Regions from separate parts of the Homo sapiens genome. Here all the other regions are linked to region 1. Evidence: read pairs that join two places in POLR2A ChIA-PET (ENCODE). Cell type or tissue: MCF 10A. All regions are shown on one strand. Links, peaks and the distances in the headings refer to the core of each region. The heading gives the core; the rest is flanking DNA. Region 1 overlaps GNAI1 (G protein subunit alpha i1). Region 2 has its middle 98 kb from the start of GNAI1. Region 3 has its middle 160 kb from the start of GNAT3.

Region 1 (7,423 bases), core at 1,656-6,655:
TAATCACTGATCTTCAATAATAAAGGCACCAGCCTACTCACTGACTTTGACACCTTAATGACTAAGAGTACAAAGTCTTGAAAACTAGACTACATAAAATACATTTAAGGAAGGTAAGCATACAGAAGTTTGTTTAATCCTGATGAAATCATTTCAGAATAAATAAAAACATAACCTCTAACTACCTAACGGAAATCACTGAAAACTCTATTTAATATTATAGACCTTACAGAGGCCCAAAGAAATCACTGTTAGGCATTATATATGTACTATTGGATAGAAATACAGAATTCGATATTACTGAAGTTGATAATGTATCAATGAATGTTTACTTTTTATGTAAGAAAAAAACAATTCAATGTTGATTAAAATATCCAAAAACCAAAATAATTCCTGTGTTTGATTAATATCAACTCAGAATATTCTGTCTTCCTTCATGTAAGGAGATTATAAAAAGTATTAAACTTTTTCTTTTACCAAGAAGAGCTCAATACTTCAAAAATTGCATAATCCCACATATTGAGTCAGTAATCTTGAAAAATCACTTCAGTTAGAAATACATTTATAACAAACAATACATTTAAACTTGAATTCAAAATCAGGCTATAATGGAAAAAATAAGCAATGTATTATTTTATTTTTTTCTGAATAGGTAATAGGTAACTTTCCTCTAGTAATATATCTCACTAAAGATCAAACTATATTTTATAGAAAAAGAATCTACTTTAAAAAATATTTTATCTATAACCTAGGAAGTTGTAAATCCAAGTCTTTCACAATTATAGCTCTCAAATAATTCTGGAACACAGCCCAGAAAGCTATTGCTGAGCCCAAAGCTCCACTGACAATAATCAAAACCAACTTCTTGCAAATGTAAATACCATTTTCAAGAAAATACCATTTTCAGGAAAACATTATAGTTTTCTCTTAAATATACAATGTGCACATCATTTCCTTTAATATAAAGAAAACCAACTATAAAAGATGATGTAGAAGTTTAACATGTTATTTGTCAACAATGAACCTAAAGTTATTGTAGTAAACAACAGAAAGCATGCTAGAGGCTTGTTTATGTAAGAAGAATCCAAATAAAAACTGAAGCCCCAGATAACTTCAGTCTGGAAATTAATGTATACACAGTGTTCAAAAAATCATGTTGCCACCTCATTCCTGCCACTCTTTCCAGAGCAAACCCAAGAACTTGGGGAAGATTACAGCTTTATTTCTAAAATCCCTGTGCACCAAGTTTAATCCTAGTTTTTCATAACTACACCAAGTACAAAATTCACCAAATTCACACAGAAGCTTAAAAATACACCATTAACAAAATGTTTACAAGTGAGAACTCTATTAAACACAAGACATTATAACCATAAAATAACAATTTAAAAGTGCACCTTTTATTTCCTTTCTAAAAAAAAGTTCAGTGGCCATGCACAGTGGCTCATGCCCGTAAATCCCAGCACTTTGGAAGGCCAAGGTGGGCAGACTACTTGAGTACAGGAGTTTGAGGCCAGCCTGGGCAACATGGTGAAACCTCATCTCTACAAAAAATACAAAATTTAGCTGGGTTTGGTGGTGAGTGCCTGTAGTCCCAGCTACTTGGGGGGCTAAGGTGAGAGGATCGCTTGAGCCTGAGAAGTCGAGGCTGCAGTGAGCCGAGATCATGTCTCTGCACTCCAGCCTGGGTGACAGAATGAGGCTGTCTCAAAAATAAATAAATAATTAATTAATTTAAAAAATAATCAGTTCAGTGACTATATAAGCCTAATTTCCATAGAAATGTATGTAAATTGCCTGCCTGAAATATTTCTAGGAGTTATGCTCAAGGAAACAAAGAAGTTACAGAAGATATAAAGATTAAGAAAACTAGGCAATCACCAAAGTGCAAGAAAAATAAAATACCACTTTGTGTTACCTAAATTTATTTTCTCCTTCTTGACTATGGCACAATGGATGTAAACCTTCTTGATGACCTCAGGAAAAAAGTATTTTAGGGCCATGCTTCAGAATGTTAAGGCCATTAATACAAGTCCTCAAAACAAACTCACCAGAAACACTCCCTTGTATATTTACACTATTTAAGCATTTCAGATAGAATAAGCATCCTACCTCGGCCACCTGTGTCTTATTAACCACCTCACTGTTTTCCTCCTACTGTATTAGAGAAAAAATACCTCTGACATTATTCCAAGTTAACTTGTGGAATTGGAAATAGTTTTATTTCCAATTTGATAATTAGACAAATCAGTGCTCAAACATACTTTAAAAGTTATTAGAAAAATACAAGCATTAACTACAGCTTACTAATTTTTAAGATGCACATTGTATAATCAAAACCAAGGATGTAAAACTATATTATGGCCATATTAATGGGAAAAAAAAAGAATACAAAGTGAAAATGAACCCTTTGATCCTTCTTGAAGACTATCTATGACATGACAAGCTTGATTAATTTAACTGCCCTCTTGGAATCTCCACCACTATCATGCAGGGGCTGGCCTGTCAATGATAGGAATATTTTTACATTGTGACACATTATCATAAATTTAATATTTTAGTTACTTTGGTTAATGGGAAAGTAATGATGTTAAAAAAATCTTTCTAAAATATAAAAGTCTACATTCTTCGGTAAATACAGTGTATTAGATATAATTAACTCTCTGTTCAAAGATTCAGGATATTTAATTGCCTCAGGTTTTTTTTTTAATAAATTTCACTTTTCATTTGAAATCTTTTAGCCATAAATAATGCAGGTGTTTAAGAATTGAGACTGAATCTGGCCGGGTGCAGTGGCTCATGCCTGTAATCCCAGCACTTTGGGAGGCCGAGGCGGGCATATCAGGAGGTCAGGAGATCAGGAGATCGAGACCATCCTGGCTAACACAGTGAAACCCCATCTCTACTAAAAAAATATTTAAAAATTAGCCAGGCATGGTGGCAGGCGCCTGTAGTCCCAGCTACTCGGGAGGCTGAGGCAGGAGAATGGCATGAACCCGGAAGTTGGAGGTTGAAGTGAGCCGAGAATGCGCCACTGCACTCCAGCGTGGGCAAGAGCAAGACTACGTTTCAAAAAAAAAAAAAAAAAAAAAAGAATTGAGACCGAATCTACCCCCAGATTAGATCCTTAAGTTGGTTTCTTTAACCCGTTTTTGTAAAAACAAAACATCGACCTATTTCAATGGATATGCATAACTTAGTTTCCCCTTTTAAACTATCTAGTTAAAACACCTGTTGGGTATATCAGTTAATAATGGTGTTGTAGTTATTAATTCTTGCAACATAAGATATAATTGTTCATTAATTTATTCAACAGATATTTACTTAGTGTCTACTTTTGACCAGGCCCTTTCTCCCTAATAGAGGGAAAAATACCATTTAATTGCATAACTGCAAATGCACACATGAAATAACATAAGGAAAGAAGCATAACAGAGGACTGAGAGGCAGTATAGAAGGAGACGACACCCAGCATGGCCACGTACTAGCAGTATGTCTTGGGCAAATTCCTTATCTATCAAAAACTCAATTTCCTGCTTTGTAACATGAGATTAATACTACCTGCCACCTTAGTTCTAGAAAACTGAAGGAAATAGCGTATACTAAAAAACTGAAAAGAGGCCGTGAAAGGAGAACAAAGTGAAAAAATTAAAAATAAACATGTCAACTTCATATTCTTGCTTGTGCCCTTTAATAGCTGAAGGGCCATGTACTAACAGCTCTGAACTTGAAATTCAGATGCCTCCCTATACAAGTTCAAATCACACCCCCTAGCATTTATCCCTCCCGTAAATAATGTTTCCTTGGTTTCTTTTGCCACGAAACTCCTCAAGGGCAGGATCCATGTATGATACATGTTTGGATCCACACAACCTTTGACACAGTCTGTAGCAGACAATAGGTAATATTTATTAAATAAATCTGCACTTAGGCAGTTTGAAAGTTAGAGGCAGATGTATTTTTTTCATGTAGAAATGCAGCCACTTGGTGGGGAACACTACTGAGCCTTTTCATTCATGATGATGCTTCATTGAGGCATTTATTCCACTGGGGGTGGGAGCACCCCAGGAATGAGGACTTTGCAATTAGAGAAAGAGAAGGGAAGAACTGAGACATCTTGTGGCATTTGATAGTAGGCATACCACATGTGAAAGCAGTTTATAGCTGACTGACATCACAACCAGGAGAGAACAAGTCATGTTAATGAGAACTCTATTGGTTTGTGGTTTTGTGTGTAATTTTTTTTTTTTGGCTTTGTGGTTATCTAGAAGTGAGAAACATTTTTCTACTTAATTATATGTTTTCATAGTTTTGTATATTGAAGTGATTTTGCAATACATTTAAATCAATATTAGGAATCCATAAGAACTGTTTTATTAGGGATCCAGATATTACTCAACTTTGAAAAAAGTTCTCCCAAACTCTGCTCATGAACATGCCTGGGCAGGACTGGAAACAGGTAAGGGTGGAAGGGCACTCCCTGAAAGAGGAACATAAGCAAGGATATCAAGATGGGAAAGCAGGGGAAGTTCTCATACTGTGGCAAGGGAGAAGCATGGGAAATATGGAAATGCAGGGTGGAAGCCAAACCACAGAGGCTCCTGAATTCCATGCTAATGAAGAGAACAATATTCTGTAAATAAACAGAGCTACTGACGACTTCTGGCCAGTTACTGATACCATCAAAGCTGTCATTCTGGAGGACTGATATAGACTGAAGGGTGGGAAGCACATAGGGAGGAAGACCAGGTAGGAGGACATTACAAAAGAATAACTTGTGTAAAAATGGAAAAACGGCGGATGATGGATGGACAATGCAATGCAATAAGGAGTAAATAAGGCTTGGGAAATAACCGGATGTGAAATCACAGAAAAACATGCCAAAATTGAGATGAATTAGCCTACAATAACAAAAGTTCTGTTTATTTACGAAATATTTCAGTCACATAAAAATATCTAGAAAATAAGATAATAAACATCTGTGTGTCCAGCATCCAGCTTGAGAATTAAAACACTGCAGTACCCTGGATGCATCCTCCTGATCCACTTCCCTCTCCGCCTCCTCAGAAGTAACCAGCACTCTGAATTTGATGTTTATCCTCTCCCTGCATTTATTTACAGTTTTCCTTTATGTGTTTGTACCTATAAACATATGGCATAGTTCTGAGGATATTTTAACTTTATACGAATGTGTCATAAAGCATATCACTTTACAAAGTGCATATTTAACTTAGCATTGTTATTGAGATTTATCAAACATTCACTATCTCCGTATAGCACTTCATTTCTATAGTTCTAACATAGTATTTCACTTTCAGTATATACCCTCATTTATTTATTCATTCCTGCTCACATATTTATTCACTCTTGATGATTAATAATTTAGTTCTTTTGAAATTTTGCTATTACTAACAATGTTGTAGTAAATATTTTTCCTGGTACATGTACACCACTTTCTCTGGAATCTATACCTAGGAATGGGATTATCGATTCAAAGGTATGTAACCTTTACTAAGTATTGATAAAGCTTTACCCAAAATTGTTTTACCAATTGATGCTCCCAACCAACAGTACATTAAAGCTGTCAAGTCAACATTTGGTATTGTCCGGTTCTGATGGCATCTCATTGTAATCTGCACTTCCATGAAAACAGGTGGTATATAGATGGTATGCTGTTTGGTCCCACTTTGTTAGGGTATGTAGGTTTTCAATGCTAACGTGAATTAATCAATCTTGTCTATTGTAGTTTCCTTTTTTCTTCTCATTTAACAAATTCTTCTCTACTTTAGTTTGTATATCCTGAAGGCATATAAAATTATGTAAATTTTAAAAATGCCTTGTTAAAACCACTCAAGGAATAGTTACATGGGCCAACAATTTAAGGCTTTCTAAATCCTCTCATTAACATGAAGCAAAACAATCTATCTAGGTGAAAAAATAACAAAATCAAAAAGTACATGGGAAAGCGGGAATATACAAACATGTAAAGTATTACAAGACAGGTTCTGATGAATCTCAAAATGGAGCACATTAACTTCTTTAGAGTATATAGTCCTTCTACTGCCCCTCAGCAAATCCAAAATTGCAGATTAAAGTAACAATGGGAAGCCATTGTTATCCATCAAGTTAGTGCAGATAATTACAAGAACACTCAATGCTCATGAGGGTAAGGTGAAACACAGCAGCTTCACATGCCTCCTGTAGGGATAGAAACTGGACCATTTAGGGGGTGAATATCTATACACATCATAAGCTTTAAAAGGGTTCAAAACTTTTAACCCAATAATTTAAGCAAATAATTAGGAATACAGGCAATGATACATGCATAAAATTTGACAGTTCCAGCATAGTACATGACTGTAAATGTAGGCGACATCAATTATCAACATTAGTGTGATTAAACAAATTATGGAATATCTGTAAAACATATATAGCCACTAAAGTTGGGATTTACAGAAAATATTTAATAAGTAAATATTTAAGCCAGAATAAGTGTAAAGTTACATTTGCAATACAACATCAACCACTCAAAATACATCGAGAAAAGAAATTTACTCAAATGTTTGCTTCCCTAAATGTCCACAGTATAGCTGTAATATTTTATATAGAGAGAAGCAGCATTTGAAAGTAAATACTAGAACAAAAGAAAGCAATTCCTATATTTTTTTCTACACTGATACTGCATATAATTAAGACTATTGAGACTACATTAGTATTAGTAATACCACATATCAGTCTCAAGACTGAACACCTCAAAATATGTGGGAAATATATTACAAGGAAGTTATAACTATATTTTTACCTCAAAAGTTCCATCAAATAAACTGGAGATATTAGTTGTAAACATCCACATAATATTTAGTTATTAAAACTACCATCAATCTAAATAGCTAATCCTAACTTTCAGAAATAAAGACAAACCCTTATACTAAATCATTTCTAGAACACAACCATTCAATTCTAAAACATTAGTTTGGTTCTCAACTTATTTCTCCATGGATATGAACCCATTCTAGAAATTATTCAAAATGGTTTTTAGCTTTTATTTTTAAAAGTTAAGTTGCTTATCTAACAAAATCATTCAGATGCTCTAATTTTCTAAGTTTTTTGTTTTTTTTTTAATTTTAAAATAACATTTTTTTCACTGATGGACATAAACGTCGACATATACCCAAATACAATGCAAAATCTACACAAGTCTATGAATTACAAAGCCTAAGTCCTACCGATTCTCCAAAAGGGGCCACTAAGATCTTTTTGAGAGTTTCATATTTTTCAGAATTGCTCTTTCTATACTACTTTTTAAATTACAGTTTAAGTTATTTCAGATGGGACTGCTAATTCTACAATGGACATTTGTCAGTTGACAACCTTCCAGAGAATTAGTTCTAAAATTCCAAGCATCACCATGTGCACAGTATAA
Region 2 (7,423 bases), core at 1,557-6,556, 81 kb before region 1:
CATGTCTTAAGCATATACTAATCTGTGGTGATAACTGTTGCCCCCCTTTTCGTTGACCCTGCTTTCTTGCTGTTCCTATTTCAATAGCTGAAGCTACAAGAGCCAGAAAGAAGATGAACATTAAGAAGATATTTTCGTATATCTATTGTTACTTTTTCATTCCCACACCTAGCTACTAGAGTGGCATTCATCTGAGTTGCTCCATTTTAGAAACTTGTATATTCGATTTAAAAATCAGCCCACTATTCTTTGGATTATTAAACACACCGCTAGTACTGATCTGCTTGCTCTGTTTTATCCCTTTTCAACCCATTCTTCACATTGTAGTCAATGTTATCTTTCTAAATGCAAATTTGATTGTGTTCAAACTTTTTAAAATGACTTGCAAAGCACTGCATAAGCTCTGTGTAATAGCCCTGCTTCATCTATCTTTTATCAACTATTCCCCTCCCTGAATCCCTTCAATGATGTAGCCGTACTAAATGTTAGGTTTCTTGAACCCAGCATGTTTTTTTCTCTCTTCTTATCAGCAGAACACATGTTGTTCTCTTTACTTGGAACGCCGCCTCTGACAGATGGTCACCTCACCATCACTCATTCATCCTTCAAGTCTTTGATACAATTTCTTCCAAGAAAACTTACCTGATTATTTGAGCTTGAGATAGCACTCTCTGGAAAGCCCTAGAATTTTTATAGCTTGCGGTAATTGCTTACTGAAATCTCCAGTGGGCTGGAAAATTAGGGAAGGTATTTTCATGTATCTATTGTTAATTTTTCATTACCACAGCTAGCAGAGAGGTTATATGTTTTGAAAAAACTTTTATTGAGTAAATGAGAGGATGAATTTAAAACAACCTAAACACAGGTAATGCAACCAAATAACAAATTAAAAATCATCAAGAAGTGAACCAAAGAATAAAATCAATAAGGTAATATAGGATCAGAAGTGAAATTGCACATTAAATGTGCTATGATAGACATAGGGCCCAGAAAAACTGATCTCCCAGGTAAATGTCCTTTTTCTTACACCATCCTAACACTTTAATCCCTTCCTTTCCATCTTACATAAAGTAACTGTTTACTGGCAAACATTTGAGATGCAATTGATGCATTAAAAAAAGTCTACATCTCTCAATTTATTAGCACTTCTCATACTGTGTTCCTCAAGCGCTAAATGTACAAGAGGTTAATACATGTTTCATATAAATTCATTTCTCTGGTGGAACAAGTTTGTGAGGTGCTGTGTTAAATTAAGTAGCTTTCTCTAATGCAGTCATATTCAGAATCTTTATTATGGTGATGTGCTTTGTAAATCTCCCAAAGGGAGAAATAGTAAACATTTCTTTGGAAATATTTTGAAAGACATCTTGCAGAATTAATAGTCAGTGAAACAATTTGAAAAGCATTAGTTTAAATGCATCAGTACATATCTCACTCCAAGAAAGTTGAGGAAAATCACGGGGAGTGTTGCTGGGAGCTTTCCTCTATCTCTCAGGAAATTGATTGCTCAGAATTATTTTCTGAACTATGTGAACTTTGTGAGCTTAAAAAATGTATATATAAAATGAGTGACCGATGTGTGTATCTTCAAGACTATTTAAAAGTATGTATTAAACACATACAACATGCAGTATTGTATGTATAAGGTATGGCTCTTTCGATAACTACACATTCTTGTTGAACATACAATGACTGTGCTGGATGGGTGTTCTGAATTGTAAGGACTATAAATGCCTAACAGTTCAGGGAGACTGTAGAGCAATGTCAGCTGAAATAAACACTGGAAAAGTTAAAGATACAGGAGGGATCTAAATGGGCCCTGGGAAAATAATATGGGACCTCATTGGAGTTTTAAAACATGGGGCTCAGCTTGTGTTGAGCACTGGAGTGAGGCACCATCTATTTCCAAAGCTAGAACCTGGGTGCTAGTGGGTGGATTTATGAGCAACTCTACCCAACGTATTCATTTATATTTAGGAGCCTCCAGGGGGAAAAGGCACCGACACCTTGATCACTGAGATTTAAATGCATAAAAGCCTAATTGACACAAGTGGAACCTATTAAATGAAGCTTATGTTTCCTCAAGCTTCTCTTCCTCAAAAAGAAATTTACCTCAGAAAGGGAAGCTGGGCTAGTGAACCATACTTAGTGCCAAGGTCTAAGTTATTTGAAGAAAGCGACTTTTCAGGCACATTACACACTTAATTCCAGAACTTTCTAAGCAGTCCTTCTAGCATTGAGGGAAAACTTAGAGAGTGACAGTTTGACAAGTTGTACTGTAAGAAAGAAAGAGCTTAAACCATTAAAAAGCTCTTATATGTAGGGCCATGGAAGTGTGTAGAACTCCTAACTGGGCTTAATCAAGAAGACTCCAGGGGATATTGTGTGTATATGTGTCTGCATGCACACATATGCATGCATGCATGCTTCATTCATCATATTTCCTCGGGAAATGTTCCTCTTCCATCTGGTGTGATTCTGAGGAGGCCTGTCAATTACATAGTTCCACCAGCTCTAGCCACAGGGCTCTGCCCCAGACCTGGCCTAGCTTATCACAGTAACTTACCTTCCTGATTAGCAAGGGGGATAATCCAAGGGCTAGACATATGATCCCAGAAATACCTGTCTCAGTCCCCCATGAGATTAGCTAGACACTGGGAAAGAGAGAGACTCTCTTTCTTTTGGTTAATAAGTTATAGAGAATAATGACTTGAGGCTGACAGGAACCATTTTTCTTACCGTGTGGAAAAAAAGCTTGCATAAGAATGAAACCATCGCACAGAGGAAAGCAGAGCCCAGAGTCATAGAAAAGCTGAGTATGAATGACAGCTTTGTTAGAAACTCTAGATCACAATGTGCTCAAAGTCTACCCCATGCTCAGACTTGCCAGTTACAGGAGTTAATACGTACTTATTAAACTGTCTTGAATTTATGTTTGGTTTCTTTTACAAAGTGGGTGTTGACTAATGGATAGTCACCCTGTTTTCACAAAAAGGAGCCAGGAAATGGATGGAGCCATTGACAGAAGTTTTCTTCAGGATCCTGGAGAGCATGTGGGACAGCAGTAGTACCAGAAATTCAGAAAGAGATGATTGGTGTTCAGGTGAGTCATAGGCTTGCAGAATTATTAGGACTTATAGCAAAGTTATCAGTGATAGTGTATGTCCAGTTGCACCACTGAGAAGAACGGCAATAAATCATTGGCAATGCCACATGGATCATGGTCAACTGTTGGACAAAAGGGGTTTGGAAATGAAGTTTGACCTCTAGGAGCTTTGAGGTACTGCTTCCTTGGAATCATGAAGTGTAAGACCAATGGGAAACATTTCATAATTCACCACAAGAAGATACTGGGAATATCTAGAAAAGCGAGGTCCTTAGATCTATTAGAATTTCTATAAGCAAGGTTGGTGAAGGCTTGCAGCTATTGTGATTTAAGGAAGAGTTGTTGAGTATAACCTCAGACTACTTACATCAGAGAAGGAAGTGAGAAGGTCATGCCAGAAAAAGGAAAATATTGACAATAAACCTTGGCATATTCACAAGGCTTTGAGACCAAACTGATGAGACAAGATGAAATTTTGGAGGGAGTTGTGAGAAATAAAGCTGGCTAGTTATGAGAGGGTTGCGTTAGGGTACAGTTTATGAGAGAAGTTTAAATTGGATTTAGTATGAATGAAATAGGAAGCAAAAGGAGGGTTTCTACATCACCTGTTGTGGACTTGGCAACACCTGTTTAACTTGTTTGCAGCATAAATACAATCACACTTCTTATTTTTCAGATAGTCACTTAAGCTTTCAAGTTTTCTTCCTTATACCTCGTGAGATTCTCTATTTCCCTTTTTGAGATAGCCCGCTATACTCACGCCCCACACTGAAATGTCCAAAAACCAAGGGGCTAACTCAATACATATATAAAGAGAGATTAGTTCTGTTTCCAAATACCAAACAGGAAAAGGGAACTGTAAAGTTAGATGAGTCCCCATACACCATTGATTTGATCATGTGCATCTCACACAGTCAGAGGTTTCTCCCCCTCTTGCAGACACGCCCTTGCTCATCCAGATACCTGCACAGGATGGAGTGGTGGCCATCTTTCAGTTTCAAATAAAGATCTTAAGCAAATCTTTCTGTTCTCAAACATTGTTTCCTAAGACAGGACACCATACAGACTGGCTGGGGCTGAACTCATGCTGACTCACAGAGACAGAGTGCAGACATGTTTTTAGAGAGTATGCTCAAAATTTCACAAGCTGTCTCCCTAGCAGCTGATCATGGTGCAAATTTTGCTGCCCTGCTGCATATTGGATACGACTTTAACAATACCAAGTGCTCTTGAGTATAACAATAAACAGCAAGTTTTATAAAATGTGCACAGGAGTATAAATTGCTATGTCCACCTTGAAAAGTAATTTCACATCTAGCCAAGTTCAAGATACAAGTATGTTTGTATCAAATATTTCCATTCCCCAAGTAGCAGCTCCAGATGAGTGGATTCACAGCAGTATTGACCAAAGAAGGGGAAATGATCAAAATGTCTAACAATAGAGAATTACCAAATAAATTATGACATGCTCATACAATCAATTAAAATTTACCAGTGAAAGTATATGAAAAGCAAGACATGCCAACATGGATAAATCTCACAAACAATGTTGAATAACAACAAAAGCAAGTTGTAGAAGGACACCTACAGTTGGAGGTCATATATCTAAAGTTAAAAAATGAAAAACAGGGCTGGGCACAGTGGCCCACACCTGTAATCCCAGCACTTTGGGAGGCCATGGCCGGTGGATCACCTGGGGTCAGGAGTTCAAGACCAGCCTGGCCAACATAGTGAAACCTTGCCTCTACAAAAATACAAAAATTAGCCAGGCATGGTGGCGCATGCCAGTAGTCCCAGAGGCACTCAGCTACTCAGGAGGCTGAGGCAAGAGAATCACTTGAACTCAGGAGGCAGAGGTTGCCGTGAGCTGAGATCACACCACTGCACTCCAGCCTGGGTGACAGAGCAAGACTCCATCTCAAAAAAGCAAAAAAAAAAAAAAGAAAAATATATAAAGAGTATGTACATATGTGATAAATTTTAAAAAACCACAAAGGAACAATGAACACAAACTTCAGGATCCTGCTTAGCTCTGTAGGGAATAGAGAGAGCTGTGATCAGGGACTGATCAGGGACAGGCACATGGTAGCCTCCAGATATTGTAACTTCATATATCATAGAGAACACAAGTGTTTGCTTTATTCTTCTTTAAGACATACATGCATATATTACATATATTCCATATGCACACATGCATGCGTATCTTATACATTATGTGTTGTGCATACCCATTCACAAACACATATACAATTTCATAAACAATTTTTATAAAGACTCACTTAGGTGGGGTTAGTTACATAAGTGAAAGTCCGTAAATCTCCATGGCTATCCCTTAACTCCCTGGCTCACAAAACTCTAGGCGGGTGAAGACTCATTTGGATAAGAATCCAAGAGGCTTTCTGAGAGGAAGGACCAAAATACCAACTCTTTCTTAGCTGTTCTCTGCAAACAACCACAGACATTTATTACCATATCCTTAAACACTGGATAGCTTCCTCCTGAAAAAGCCTTCCTGTGGATGAAAACCACCCACCTCTTCCAGCAGTTTTACTAAGTCTCTCCTCTCCCTGAAACCCTGGCTCCAGAGTACAGCCTCTTGTTCACCCATCTGTATTTATTGAACATTTCCACTCTTCTTTTTTTCTCTCTTCTTTTCTTCACCTACTTTTCTATTTTTTCCCTCCATTCTCTACTTGCCAAGTTCTTAAAGCTCAAAATAATAGAGATGGTGTGGGAAGAGGAGAAAAATGCAGGAAGTACTTAAAAACTATTCTAAGTATACTCATTGTGTCCTTGTTGGTATTTGGGGGGCAGGGGGAGTTGATGTCTCCTTATCAAATAAACATAGCCAATGAAACATTTTTCTTTTTTTGCAGCAAGACTTAGAGAACTTTAAGAGGAGGGTATAGTATGTTGTTTATTTACAAATTTGTTTGATGAAACAATTTCCCTTTTCTCCAAATACCTATCTTGGATAATACTATATTCAGTGGAAAAATGTGGGAAATGTTGAGTTTGAATTACCACCAAGAATGTTCTTCAAAGTATAAGGAGAAGAAATTATACTTCTTTCTACATTAAGTCTTAGTGACAAAATATTTTTATTGAATTCTCCCACTTTCTACAATGAATTCTAGGTTCACATGGATATAACAAATTCTCTATAGTAAATATTATAGCTATAAGTGAGTACTTGCTCAACATAACCATCTTTTATGTTTGATGGTTTGCTTCCTGCTTGAAAATTGAACGACTGCCTATTCTGTAACAGTATCTTAGTGTTTGGGACAAAATAGTGAACATTATAGACATAATTACTGCCCTCATGGAGCTTATGGGTAAGGAAAAAATTGTCAGAAATTGATCACTACACTATTGAATATAATTATTATAATAGTAACATAAAAAACATAATTTTGACAAATTAAATGGAGTTTTTAGTCCCAACTTTTTTCCCTCAAGTTATAACATCTCTATTCAAGTAAAAGGCTAGATTGATTACCTGGGTATTTATTATTTGATTTACCCATTATAAAAAAAGATTGCATGGGGAAGAAAAAGGCATCATATAATGAAAATTTCATTCGGAACTTTTGATTTAGTCTCTGCTCAAGCAGTGCTCTTCTATTAATAGGAGTACACAGCCATACCAATGACAGCAACATCTTTGCCCATCCAAGTTTTATTATTCTATTTGCATTGTGTGGTTTGATGTTCAGTGCAAATATGATTCAAATAAACTGTTAGTGAAATTAGAAATATTGTGAATATATTGTTAATGTAATTGATGAAAGTAATACTGGAGAAATTCTTTAATCAAAGCCCATAAAAAATGAAGACACAGAATGAGAATTGTTTAAAAATAAAGAATATAAGAATGATAACAAAATTATTCAGAAGTGAATTATTAAGGGAGGTCTTTGAAAAACCTGGAAAGTCCTCAAATGTATTTTCAGAAATAACACTTTATGATCATTCTGTGAAAGCCAAATAGGAAGGCAGTCATGCTCTGACATTTTTGAAAAATACCATACTAAAAGAATCAACTTACTTTACTCTTTGTTCAACAAATCAGAGCACAACTGAAATTGTAATTTAAATTTTGTTAAGCACAAAAAGCATATTTTTAGAATGTTACACTTCATTTGTCAAAAAATAAACCAGTCAACCTTGTTTATGATTATTTATTGTGAATTTCTCTTCCTATTTTAAAGGGTCTAACTTTAAAATCCTTTCCATTACCAATTGCTCTCAGATAATGAGGATTTCTTGCACTGGTATTCTCCTAAACATATAGCTAAAAAGTCACATTAAAGT
Region 3 (7,423 bases), core at 1,015-6,014, 200 kb before region 1:
GCTAGAATAAAGCAGGCAGAAGATGGAAGAGCAGACTTGCTGAGTCTTCCAGATTTCATCTTTCTCCCAGGCTGGATGCTTTCTGCCCTCAAATATCAGACTTCAAGTTCTCCAGAAGGCTGTGTATGCCCCAAATCACCGCTCAGTATATGGTATTGTTTCTCCCATAGCCAGAATTTAGGGGTCCAGGAATCAAGGGGTAGAAGTAGAAATGGCATCACTCACCATCACCCCTAGTGACCCACCAGCGAAATTTTTGCTTCCTGTTCCCACAACATTAGACATCTGCTGGCCTAGAGGTCTTAGTTCCAGAAGGAGGAATGCTGCCACCAGGAGACACAACAATAATTCCATTAAACTGGAAGTTGAGATTGCCACCTGGACACCTTGGGCTCCTCCTACCTCTAAGTCAACAGGCTAAGAAGGGAGTTACAGTGTTGGCTGGGTTGATTGTCCCAGACTATCAAGATGAAATTAGTCTACTACTCCACAATGGAGGTAAGGAAGTGTATATGTGGAATACAGGCGAACCCTTAGGGCATCTTTTAGTATTACCATGCCATATGATTAAGGTCAAAGGGAAACTATAACAACCCAATCCAGACAGGACTACAAATGACCTAGACCCTTAAGAAATGAAGGTTTTGGTCACTCCACTAAGTAAAAATCCACGACCTGCTGAGGTGTTGCTGAAGGCAAAGGGAATATAGAATAGGTAGCAGAAGGACATTTGTTTGCAGAACATGTATATTCTTTCTTTTTTTTTTTTTGAGTCTCACTCTGTTGCCAGGCTGGAGTGCAGGGGTGTGATCTCGGCTCAACCTCCGCCTCCCGGATTCAAGCAATTCTCCTGCCTCAGCCCCCTGAGCAGCTGGGACTACAGGCACGTGCCACCACACCCAGCTAATTTTGTATTTTTAGTAGAGATGAGGTTTCACCATGTTGGCCAGGATGGTCTCGATCTCCTAACCTCATGATCCACCTGCCTTGGCCTCCCAAAGTGCTGGGATTACAGGCATGAAGCACCACACCCGGCTAGAACATGTATCTTCTAAAGCTGAATTCAACTGTATGTAATTTTAAAACCTTTTAATGACTGGTAGTTTTGGTAAAGCAGTGTGGAGAGAAGAGGAAGAAAAGGTATCCAAATAGGAATGAAAAGGAGAAATAATGAGTAGAGAAACTATTAGGAAAGGGAGTGAGGGAGACAGAAGAAACAAAGAGAGATAAGGGGGACAATTGTGGAAATACTGTTTACCTAGAGGAGAAAAGGAGACAAAGAGAGATAAGAGAAATCTCTACTGAAAAAGCTCAACCAAAGAAGAAAGTAAATATACCATCTCAGTTCTAAGCAAATTCACTTGGACACCCAGGACTGGATATATTGGATTCCAATGAATTTTTAACAATGAAAAATAATTTTACCTTTTTTCTTTCTTTCTTTTTTTTTTTTTTTTTGAGACAGGGTCTCACTCTGTTACCCATGCTGGAGTTCAGTGTCATGATCATTGCTCACTGCAGCCTCGACTTCCTGGGCTAAAGCAATCCTCCCATTTCAGCCTCCAGAATAGCTGGGACTAAAGGCACAGGCCACTGTTCCTGGCTAATTTTTATATTTTTTGTAGAGAAAGTGTCCAACTATGTTGCCCAGGTTGGTCTGGACTCCTGGGCTCAGGCTATCCTCCCACCTTGGGCTCCCAAAGTGCTAGGATTATAGGTGTGAGGCATTGTGCCCAGACACTTTGTTGTCTCTTTCTTTTTTCTTTACATAGTCTTATTCTACTCTTCCCATAGGAATGATTATATTTTAACATTTTATAATATCTATGGGAAGCAACTTCAGCTAGTTTGAGCTCTTCACAGAGTTCTCCTACTGCCATGACTGAATTGTTTACTCTGGCTCCCTGCTGCCCTTAGACCAAATGGCTGATTTCATGAGAGTAGGGACAGTGGTTTACTCACCACTATAAATCAGTAGCTAACCTAATTCCTGGCACATTGCAAACACTTTTATCAATTAATATTTATCAAAATATTAATATTTATTAATATTTATCAAAATATTAATATTTATTAATATTTATCGAAATATTAATAAATAAAATTTAAAAATTAATCAGGTGTCTTCATCAAATTTTCTAGCCTCCTAGCTAAACTTCCAAATATGGATAACAAATGAAATAACAGCACAACTCCATTTAGAACAGAAAAAATGGGAGGGAGGAGATAAAGATGATGTAAGGCATGATACCTCCTATTTTGCACTATATTTAAGATTCATTTTATTTTACCTCACAATTTACCACAAGAAAGCTAGAAGTTTTTGTTTTGCCTTTCTACATATTTCAGCTTGGAAATGTTATTTTTAGCTACATATTTATTTTTACAAAATCACACCACAGCAAAATGACTTGGGCACCCTGTAAAATTTATAATGAAGGGACCTTATGTGTCAATCAATGGTATACAGACATGTTGCTCAGAATACTGCTCCCTTATTTTTCTACATAATGATCACATTTGGGAGAACTGGCCTTTTTCCAGGTCCAATGCGCTTTGCTGTTGGGATCTTACATCCCACTTGATGAGGTCTTCTTAGCAAGGTTACCCTACAGCAAAGCCATGACATAGAGAGTAAGGGCTCCTTGACTTTTGTCCTCCGTTTCTGCTCCTTGCTGTCAGCCCCCCAAGCCCTCATGCTATCCCAGAGGGCATTGCTCTTGGGTGGTTACTCCCTCTTCTGCCATTGCTGATAGACTGTATTCCCAGTCGGCTTCCCATGTAAGTACGTGCATGCACACACACACGCACACACACACACAAACACACACCGGCACCCCTTCCAGCATGGTATTCTGAGGTTAATCTTAATGTCCAACTCTTCACCAGAGTTAATTTACACTTAAAAAAAACCCAAAGCATATATGCAGATGGTTAAAAATCAAGTAATTTAGAGGAACTTATAATGAAAATCATCAGTTGCCTGTTTGAATTCCAGTTTCTCATTTTAGAAACAGATGGAAATTTTATGGCTTTTGGCTGCTTATACTCTTATTTCTTTATCTTTTAAATAATCATTTCTACACATAATTTACTTCATGCTTTAATCTCTAAGAATTTATCTTACACTACTTCTCACCTCTCTCTTTCTTCCTCCAATATATTTCTATCCTGTCCTTACTTCCCCTATAATTCAAATTACATTCATCACAGAATTGGAAGGCTCAAATATTCTACAGCTATCATCATTATTATACAGCCATGTAAACTCATATTTGTGAAGACAAGTTAATAACACGGTAAAATGTTGACCACTTAAAATAAAGTGCAAGTTTAAAAATGCATATTTATCAATATGGTGTGATTCAAATTCTATAAAATATATAGATTTTATGCAATAAAATTATAGAAAAGAAATATATGAGTTGTAATGTTCAACTCAGCAGAATAAGATTATAGATAATTTTAATTTTCCTGTTTATATTTTTCTACATATTTCTAAAACAAATACATGTCACTTAGAATTTTAAAAATTAAGGGAGAAAATAACCCCTTGAGAAGTACGAGGAATTAATACCTATAATGAATTTTAAGCCCATGGTAAGGCTAATTTTAGGCCATGTTCCTCCCGTTATATAAACTTTGGAATGCTTATTTCACCCAAACCCTACTTTTCCACCCAAAATATGCAAACTGATGACAGGCCAGAGATCCAAATCACTATAAAAATTCAGGACATCATCAGAACTTTTAAAAATGAAAATCCAACAGTTTTAATTAAGTGCATAATACATATGTATGAGTGCATTGTCTTTTGTAATAGAAGACACAGCTGTTTGGTATGGGTTTGAAATCCAATTTAAAATTTTGTAATCCTATGCTAATGATCTAAAGAAAAAAGGAAATGGTAGACAACAACATTTTGCATTAATATTAAATGTTCTCAATGCCAGAGGAGTCCTCACTATGTCAGTATTAATTAAGAGCATTTTCTTTTATAGTAGCATATTTTCTTATGGCTGTGTCTCCCATCTCTAAAAGCATACCAAATTTCTTTTAATGAAGAATTCGTTGTGCATTGCTGAATTTAAGAAATTGTATCTTATTCTCAATATTCAAGATTATATAATCTAATGAACACAGCTGGAAATATTTTGCATAAAGTAGGAAGAGAGTAGGCCTGGCTGAATTATGTTCTCTCCAGTCCCCAAGAAATTACAGCTCACCCGTCCACACCCTGTTCTGCCCACAAGAGCTTCCTCCCTCCATCTGGGAATGGACAACTGAGACAGGATTTTTCAGATCTGCTTCCATCAGCCCACATCCTTCCATTTAACTGCTGACAGTCTGTCCAACTGCCTTAGGGTCAATCTGGCTCTTTCCTGCTCAGAGAAAGTAGATCAATGGTAAAGCTCTTTGCATGTGTCTCCTTGAGACCCTAATTGACTAGCCACATGGACCTGCCTAGGAGTTGGCATCTTCTCCTTGGAATGAGGAATTTGTGACTTGTTCCTTATTTGGCCTTCTAGCATTGTCCCCTTGGCTTTCTGCTCCCCTTGTTTTTTAGCCAGAGAAGACAGAAGGAATTGCCTGTCTCTCTTTTGTTTCACTACCCTGTCGCTTTAGGTCCCTGTGAAAGCTAGAGACTGTCTTCCTCCCAGTCCCTAATTAGAGGTCCCCATTCTCAGGGTTTCCTCTATTCCTGTGCCCTGATTCCTCCACCAAAGTCAGGAGTATCATCAACGAATCTGCAATTACAGTAGAAATTAGGATCTCTACTGCCTGGGATTGAATAGAATCTTGGCCTCTCTTTTTTAGCTTTATGGCCTTGATCAAGGCACTTAACATTTCTATGCCTCAGTCTCCCTACCTGTAAAACAAATAATACTACCACCTACATCATTGTTATAGTAAGAATTCAATGAGATCATGTGTATATATACACACACTTACATATACATATAATACTAAAACAATGCCTTGTACACGGTAAGTTCTATATAAATGTAGCTATTATTATTATAGAAGACACATAAGAGTTTCACACACACACAGACACACACAGACACACACAGATATACTTTCAAAAATCCCTGTCCAAATCAGACAGGCATGGGAAGGCTATTTAGCAGGAAAAGTAGTCCTAGCAAGAGGGAACTACTCCCTAGCTAACAGTCCCCAAGGCACAGCAGATCATAGTGGCAAGCAACTTGTTAATGACAGCAATGATAAGATGCATTTTCTGGGTCATTCTGAGTCTAAGACCAATGACTCTCAGGCTGGCTTAGTGCTATAAATATTTGGCTGGAGAATCAAACCAGCAGCCAAGGAGGAGTCCAAGATAAGATTCCTTAGCTCTGTCTTTTTTTTTTTTTTTTTTTGAGACAGAGTCTGGCTCTGCCACTTATGCTGAAGTACAGTGACATGATCACAGCTCACTGCACCCTCTACCTCCTGGGCTTAAGCAATCCTCCCACCGCAAGCCATCAGACCCAGCTAACTTTTAAATTTTTTGTAGAGACGGGGTCTGGCTTTGTTGCCCAGGAAGGTCTTGAACTCTTGGGCTCAAGCAATCCTGCCAACTCAGCCACCCAAAGTGTTAGGATTACAGGCATGAGCCACCACACTCAGCCAGGACTCGTCTTCATGTATGAAGATTTCCAGGAGAACTGAGACCCAGACAAAATTTTGGGACTAACTCAGAACAAAAACTGTTAAGCAATTTGTGTTAAGCAATTCATTTGGCAGAAAAGCATTTAAGACTTCAGGTCAGCTCATAGGCAAGAGTCTGACTCAAACAAGTCTCATTTGAAAAGGAATAGGTAGATTACGTGTTTTAGGTGAAGACTTGATGACTCATTAGACTTCATGCATCCCTCTGACTCAAATCTGAATAAGTATACTAGCAGGTGGTGATACAGCTACTGGAAATGGCTAGGCTCTTGACTCTATTCCAATAGCAGTACTACGATTTCATGCCTACAGCAAACCTTTCTCCAAATTACACCCACACTATAATCAGCTGCAAAGGCCTTTTGTGACTATTTATAAAGGGCACTCTTTAATTCACCCTTATAATTTAGCTGGTAGCATTTGCTGGAAAAGTTTTAACAGCTATGCAATGCAAAGCCACTTCTATTAAGTGCACTGTCTCCGTTCTAAGTGTAGAGTACACCACACAGCCATGAAATGGTAACCAATACAACTTTCACCAAATTCTGATATGAGAGTCTAATATTCCTCTCTTCTCAGCAATAGCAAACATTTTGGAGGCGCCACAAAAAGAGTCTGGATTGCGTTGGTCTGTGCCTGCCCCAAACCAAAAAGCATAATGAAATTTGTAACCTTAAAGTCATACTCAGAGAATCCCCATTAACCAGTCTAACTTCTTATCAAAGAGGCACATGGGGTCCATCAAAGTTGCTCTAGAGCGACTACTGCTCACTATTATCTGGAGATCTTGTTAAAATGCAGATTCTGAATCAGTACGTTTGGGATAGGATGTGAGATTGTGCTTTCTAACAAGCTCCTAGGTTACCCCAGTGCAGACCGCACTTTGAGTAGCAACAGAATTGGTGGGAAGGATGGGAAGATTTAGGGAGCACTGTGGGTCTAATTGACACATATGTGAAAATTGTGTCATTGAATCTTTTTAGTGGTTATGCAATCCTAATGGAAATTGAGATCTATTGAAATCAGTAAAGCTGATCCTTACACTGTCAGTCTTTATGGTCTCATTATTTTTACCATCATCATCATCACCATAAAAACAGAGAAATAATACCCATAAATAGATTTAAAAAACAGGCCCATGAATAAGAAGAGGGTTTGCAATTGCACAGATGACATAAATGTGTATATTTTTGTAGCTCATCACTATATTAGGAACCAAAACTACTCTTCATTCAGATTTAAAATACAGGAAATCAGCTGTTGGTCTTTCAGAAAGTCACTCTTTTATTCCCCAATGTTCTCATTAATAAAGTGAAAGAACTTAATTAAACTATCTATTACTTTCTATGTGTAAAATACTGTGATTCAATAAATTTGATTTTTTAAATATCAATAGTTTTTGAGGAACAAGTGGCTTTTGATTACATAGATGAATATTATAGCAGGGAAGTCTGAGATTTGAGTGCCCCCTTCACCAAAGTAGTGTACATTATACCCAATATGTAGCTTTTTATCCCACACCCACCTCCCACCCTCCACCTTCTGAGTCTCCATAGTCCATTATACCACTCTGTAATCCTTTATATGCCCATAGCTTAGCTCCCACTTGTAAGTGAGAACATATGATATTTGGTTTTCCATTCCTGAGTTTCTTCACTTGGAATAAGGGCCTCCAGCTCCATCCAAGTTGCTGCATAAGACATTATTTCATTTTTTTAATGAGTAGCTTTCTATGGTATATGTATACCAC

The links. Peaks named below come from ENCODE experiments on the same cell type or tissue, not always from the same donor. Only the 100,000 strongest peaks of a DNase experiment are listed, where the experiment ranks them.
Region 2: POLR2A ChIA-PET joins it to region 1 with 8 read pairs; 1 of 35 experiments calls an interaction of 5 or more read pairs at or near these places.
Region 3: POLR2A ChIA-PET joins it to region 1 with 6 read pairs; 2 of 35 experiments call an interaction of 5 or more read pairs at or near these places.

The regions. Positions count from the first base shown.
Region 1 is chr7:80,148,229-80,155,651 of GRCh38, reverse strand. All of the region lies in intron 1 of GNAI1 (G protein subunit alpha i1), which reads right to left. Among named protein-coding and RNA genes, the nearest start is that of GNAI1, 17 kb to the right of the region's middle. In MCF 10A, for the core only: no CTCF peak of the experiment used is centred there; DNase peaks (open chromatin) are centred at 4,131 and 4,571.
Region 2 is chr7:80,228,643-80,236,065 of GRCh38, reverse strand. No RefSeq gene overlaps it. Among named protein-coding and RNA genes, the nearest start is that of GNAI1, 98 kb to the right of the region's middle. In MCF 10A, for the core only: no CTCF peak of the experiment used is centred there; a DNase peak (open chromatin) is centred at 4,185.
Region 3 is chr7:80,345,263-80,352,685 of GRCh38, reverse strand. No RefSeq gene overlaps it. Among named protein-coding and RNA genes, the nearest start is that of GNAT3, 160 kb to the left of the region's middle. In MCF 10A, for the core only: no CTCF peak of the experiment used is centred there; a DNase peak (open chromatin) is centred at 5,815.